Linked DNA regions of Homo sapiens: region 2 is linked to region 1. The links are chromatin loops, found by intact Hi-C in ENCODE. Cell type or tissue: PC-3. All regions are shown on one strand. Links, peaks and the distances in the headings refer to the core of each region. The heading gives the core; the rest is flanking DNA.

Region 1 (2,930 bases), core at 322-2,821:
CCGGGAATCAGGGACCTTTCCTGGCACCCTCTACAGTGTTAGTGGCCTTTGTGGTAAAAGAAGTTATCTCAGATACTCATTTCATGCAATTACAGGCAAACTGGAAGGCACCTTAATGGTATGCAAGATGTGAAATGAATTACTATGTTGCATTCCACTCTGCCCCCACTCATGTACAATTATACTTTGTTTAAAAGTGCATAGTTTCAGTGGTATTTATTAGCTAGCAAATAAAACTTTAAATAAATAATGATGGTGTTGTGAACTGTCTTTTCAGTGGTTGAATGATTCCTCTTTGTTCAAAATGAGTTGTTTTTTTTTTTAAATCAGGGTACATATGATTAAATAAAATTTTTTTCCATCGTCTAAGTCTAGTAGTAATTTGGCTTGTTTAAATAAAAATGTTTTCTCTTAAAGAATATATTATTTTTAATTACAAGTTGCCATTTTAAGGAAGTAAATGCCTATTTAAAAGTACGTATTTATGGGGCCGCCCCAGCAGTCTAGAGGCAGTGTTTTTTAAAGCATTACACTAAATGCCTACCATTAGGACACTTGCTCATGCTGTCATCTGTGTTTTGGCAGATGTTTTATCTTTGTCACTGAGTTGTTCATGGAGATTTGAAAGGCCAAGTTCTAAAGATGAGAGATAGATGACTTTCCCCCCAAATTGATACATATTCTAAATCCAAAATAATCACGCATATTCGCAAAACTAGATTTGCATTTCATAGTATGAATTCAGCTATAGCTAGTATATAGGCATTGCTTTTAATATAGTAATGTTCTTTTTGTGGCATAATTTTCAATCACTTTCCCTGTCTTAGGTTTCTGCCTACCTTTTTATACAAGATAAACATTTCTATTTTCATATCTTATCTCTCAGTCTGATTTTAATAATATCGTCTTGGGTTATCATAAAGTTACTTTCACTTTGTATACTAGTGTAGATATTTCTTCTGTGATAAAAAGAACAAGAATAATAGTGTAGGATCAGTTTTGTTAAACTCATTGTAGTACTAAAGTAGAAAATACAGAGCACCCAGGAAATTTGATTCTGATATACCTAGACTAAGACAATAGAATCTGGGTTTTTCCTCTTTACGATTATACAGTGTTGAAACAGAAATCAAGCTACACCCACCTCTGAATATTTCATTCCAAATCCATGGAGCAGTTGCATAAGACTCAGAATCTGGTCAATCTCATGGTTTGAGATTCAGATTAGGAGAATTAATGTGCATATTTGAATATATATCACACTTGTAGGTTAAAAGGTAAAGCAAGGGGTTTGGCTAGTTCAAGGCCTGTCAAAACCACTTTTTTCCATTTCAAGCAAGTATGAGCCTATACTACACACCAAGCAGTTTGCAAAGCCCTCTTTGGCATATAGACAAATTTCAGACAGTATGTCAGTATGTCTCTTAATGACTTAAGATGTAGTATATAGACAGTAGGGATATCTTGTTTTTATTCCCTCATGGTACTTAGGTGCTTGTTAAGGCCATAATTCTGGATGTTATTGACTTTAAACTGCCCTGCCCTTTTTAATTCTAAGTTGGCCTCTTCCATTCTTATAAGGCCACTTTTAAATTCATTAGGGGGATTGCGTTGGGTCAGAACTAAGTACAACTTGTGGACACCCCACTCTACCCCAGACCTTTATTTTAGTGTCCATTGAGGAGAGATCTGACTTCATCCTTTTTGTACGTAACCCAGTGTAGCTAGAGACTCCAGTTCTTCAAGCCAGACACTAGTTCTAAGGGGCAAAAGTAGGTAGGATTGCTTTCTGGCATGTGTCTTTACTGATGATCTTTGCTTCTTTACCTAAGAGGCTGCTGAGACTTCTTACTCCATTCCTGAACATCCATTCCCAGCAGATAATTAACTTCCTACTCTACTGCAAAAAATAGTGGTGTGTGGTTTGGACTCCCTCTGCTTCCCTCCCACCATTACTAAACTGATCTATAACATCTTAGATAACCTTCGTCTCATTCTCTTCCGTCATCCAGCTTCAGAAGAAAACCTACTCACTTTTCCAACGAAAGGACAACCTGTCTACCACCTTTTCACTTCTACCATCTTGGAGACCTGCTCAGTCAGCATAATTCTTCAGTCTTGCATCTTAGATCTTTCCCTCTCCATTGACTCCTTCCCCGTAGCTTGCACACATGATCAAATTTTACCCCATATTAAAAAATAAAACAAAAAACCTCAAGAACCAAAATGTCCTTGCCCTTGTTCCTGCCTGCACATTGTCAGTTGTTGCCTTCTCTGCTTTCTTACACTGCCAAATTTATTGTAAAAGAATCACTGCCACTTAATATATTTTAAGTGCTTGATAAAGCCATCTTGTTTCTCTCTCATTTCTCAAACATAGTGTGCATCAGATCTCACTAGTCCATTGACAGATGGAAAGATATTCTCCCCAAATATTTAAGCCTCTTTTCTCTATAATTAGCCTACCATCTAACTAGCTACACATACTATTTTGGTTCACAATTTTAATTTTCCCCTCTTTATCTCCCCTGCTTCCCACAACTAACTTCTGTTGATTACTGTAAGTTTTAGGTCTTCTCTCCAGTTGTTCTTTACCTGGACTATTGCAGTAGTCTGTTAACGGATCTCCCTTTCTCTTTTCCCTTGCTGCCCTCAGTCCTTCCTTTACACTGCTGTCAATGTTTTTTTTTTAATGAAATTAAATCTGAGTGGTTTACAGTTGTTTATGTTATCAAGTCTAAACTCAGCATGACATTCAAGGAAGCCCTTTAGAATTTTTCTTATTCATCTTTTCCAACCTCATTTCCTAGAGCTCACCTAAATAATTCTCTGCTTTCAGTTCTTCACTTTCTTTATCTGGCTGTACACGTTACTCTGCCTAGAAAGCCCCTTCTTTCCCATAACATTCTTACTCATCCTTTAAGACCCAG
Region 2 (2,930 bases), core at 119-2,618, 93 kb before region 1:
TCTTTGTTAAGACTTATACTCTGGTTGTTAGTTAGGATATATTGATAGGATCCTTGCATCCATGAGCAAAAATATATATAAACTGTGGCCTAGAATATGGGAATACGTTTTATGTATATAATCGTTATTAAAATGGGACTCTGCCTGTTATTTGAATAATGGAGAAACTACAGTTATAATTCTTACAGATTTTCTGGTAGACCTCTGTTGAGAAATATTCACGTAATTTAAAGAAAAACAAGGTGCCAAATAAAAAAAATTAGCTTTTACAATTACCAGTAACAAATGTAAATACAGGTGGCAATAAGTCGGTCTCCACGTGGCTCAATGCAGGAATAATAGCTCCAATTACTGTCACAAATGTTTGTAATTGTATCTATTGCTGCCAGACAATAAATGCTTTTTAATATAGTAAGGCCATAAATGTACATGCTGCTGTTTAAACAAAATACAATTTTCAGCAAATTTATCCTTGAAACACCTGCTATAATCAAAAAGAGGTGAATGCTATTAAAATAAACTGCCTAAATTAACTAGACACACATACATTTTTAGAGCAGCTTGTATGATTACTCAACTGCCATGACATCTCAGAGAACGAGGGGAACTATTCACTGATGGACTTTTACAGACAAGCTTTCTTTAAGAGAGACTACATAAAACAGAATGTTGTTTTGGGCTGTTGTATTTTTAAACAAGTGTTATTTTGTGGACTTAAAGTTGTATTGCAAGGTCAGCTGTTTGTTTGTTTCATGTGGATCCTGGACAGGTATCAGAGTTGTGGGAATATTGTGCTTAAAATTATACATGTAAAAATACAGTAAAGGGGTGGAGAAAAACCTAGCTATTCTTAGCAACTAAAAAAGATTTTTAGTTGCTTCTGTCATAGTCTTGTTGAACATTCAGGATATTCTGTGTTTAAAGATAGTTGATGATGCCTGCCTTCCTATTTACCCTGAGTGTGATAAATGTTTCAACTGGATCAGAGAAAGGTTCCGTTTATCACAAGTTGAAATAAGAGAATGACTGTTTTTGCTTTAGAGATTACCGTAAGTTGTAACTAAAGAGCATCAAGAGTGGTAGCAGATTTTAAGGAAATAACCAATAGACTTCATGTTATATAAATACTGCAGAGGGAAGTTGCTAATGCCTCACTGTTGATATACCTCAACTAGATATTTGTGATTGAAAGCAGTGAATTAATACACATTGATTATAATTAAAATTTCTAGACTACCTAAATATTTTATGATTGCAAAGAATGATTTGTTTTTTAAAATTACTTAATATGAACTATGAATTGAAGCATAAAGCCTTTGTCATATGGACCTTGCTATAAAATATACTTTTTATTGGCTTGACTCATTTTTCTAATCAATTATATTAGAGTAGTTCTATCACTGAGTTTTATTAAAAATTTCTTAATATTCTAACAAATTTTACGCCTATGGTTTTTATCCCATTTATTTGATTTTGTTTCCTTCTACCAAGTAACAATTTATGTTTCTTGGTTTTTCAAATATGCAGGAGTTAACTCTTGTTTTTTAGAGTTTTTTGAGCTGGGAGGAAGTGGGGAGTTTTATCAGTATGAGATCCAAGTTTTGATTCATACATTCCTGAAGGTGGGAGTACTATTGGGGTCACCTGTTCTGGTGTTCCACTGTGGTTACTCAGCATCTTATAAAATAATTAAATTCTGATTTGGCCTCTGGGTGTTCCCACATTCTCACAGAGGCCTGATTCACTCCCTGTCTGACTTGCCAAATCTCTTCTCTTTGCTTGTAACTCCTTCTAAAGCCTGGAAACTCTCACACAGAAGATCGATGTGGCCATATGAAAGGGGTGTTAATGGAGTAAGCATAAATAATAGGTCTGAGTCAACATATGAAAACTCTTTAGTAACAGATGGTAGTTTGTAAAGATAGCCTTCGAGCGTGTTAGAAATGTAATTATTTCACTAAAAGGTATTATATTTAGAGGTTATAGATCTCCAGTTTCAATTCTGTGATAGGTAGGTGTGAGAATACCAGTGATTATCATAGCCTTCCTTACCGATGATGTACAGTGTTTTATTTTTCTCTACAATGAGATGAATTTCTAGAAAGCAGGAACATCCCTGAGGAAACACATATTTCCAGCGATCATGATTATTCCCACATTGCCTGCAACAAATACACCACAATATATACCACACATAGATACTTTTTTAAAGTAATATGTGTAGTTCTTTAACGCATAAAAATAAAAATTATGCTTTTACACCACAAGAGTGTACCATAGAAGACTTTAAGCTGCTGGCAATGGAAGAAAAAAATGTCAGATTTAAAAATTTAGGAAAGCCACATTCTATAATTATCCTGCAACCTAGTGGGCATTTTTCATTAGAAAAGTTATTCAATCTCATTTTTAAAAAGTTATTTAATTGAATAGACAGTCTCACTCTCTTTTTTGCTCTTTCTCTCACACATATACACTCACATACACAAATAGATACACAAACGGGGGCAGTAATGAAATGAGAAACTCTGCGAATGAGAAAAAGAAGAGATTGCAAATCTGCTTGTGCCAAGTGGCAAAAAGAGAATACAGATAATGTTCTTTTATTAGGGAAGGGAGGATTTTCTGTGGAGGACAGAAATATGCTGCTCATATCCTTGCAGAAAGCATGATAATTTATAGATTTTTGTCCGAGAAGTATTTCCTAGAGTAAACTTAGATATGTGCACCTCCTTCTATCATGGTATTTTCCTTGCCCCTTTTACTTAATCTGATTTTCTGCCATTCAGATTTGCAAAGAATTGTTGACCCTAGATGAGTTTTTAGACATGTCACAGGAAATCTCAAGACTTGTCACTTTTGGAATATAGCTCTCACTTGGCCCTACCTTTCTACCACTGCAACTAAAATTAAAAATCTAATAACTGAGTCTC

Evidence for each region. A loop is a pair of places that touch in the nucleus more often than their neighbours do. Peaks named below come from ENCODE experiments on the same cell type or tissue, not always from the same donor. Only the 100,000 strongest peaks of a DNase experiment are listed, where the experiment ranks them.
Region 2: it touches region 1 in a loop (2.1-fold over the local background); 2 of 110 quality-filtered maps call a loop at or near these places.

What each region holds. Positions count from the first base shown.
Region 1 is chr3:108,086,017-108,088,946 of GRCh38, reverse strand. All of the region lies in intron 1 of CD47 (CD47 molecule), which reads left to right. Among named protein-coding and RNA genes, the nearest start is that of CD47, 3.5 kb to the left of the region's middle. In PC-3, for the core only: no CTCF peak of the experiment used is centred there; no DNase peak of the experiment used is centred there; H3K4me3 peaks cover 1,031 bases.
Region 2 is chr3:108,179,184-108,182,113 of GRCh38, reverse strand. All of the region lies in intron 6 of IFT57 (intraflagellar transport 57), which reads left to right. Among named protein-coding and RNA genes, the nearest start is that of IFT57, 42 kb to the left of the region's middle. In PC-3, for the core only: no CTCF peak of the experiment used is centred there; a DNase peak (open chromatin) is centred at 1,623; H3K27ac peaks cover 738 bases.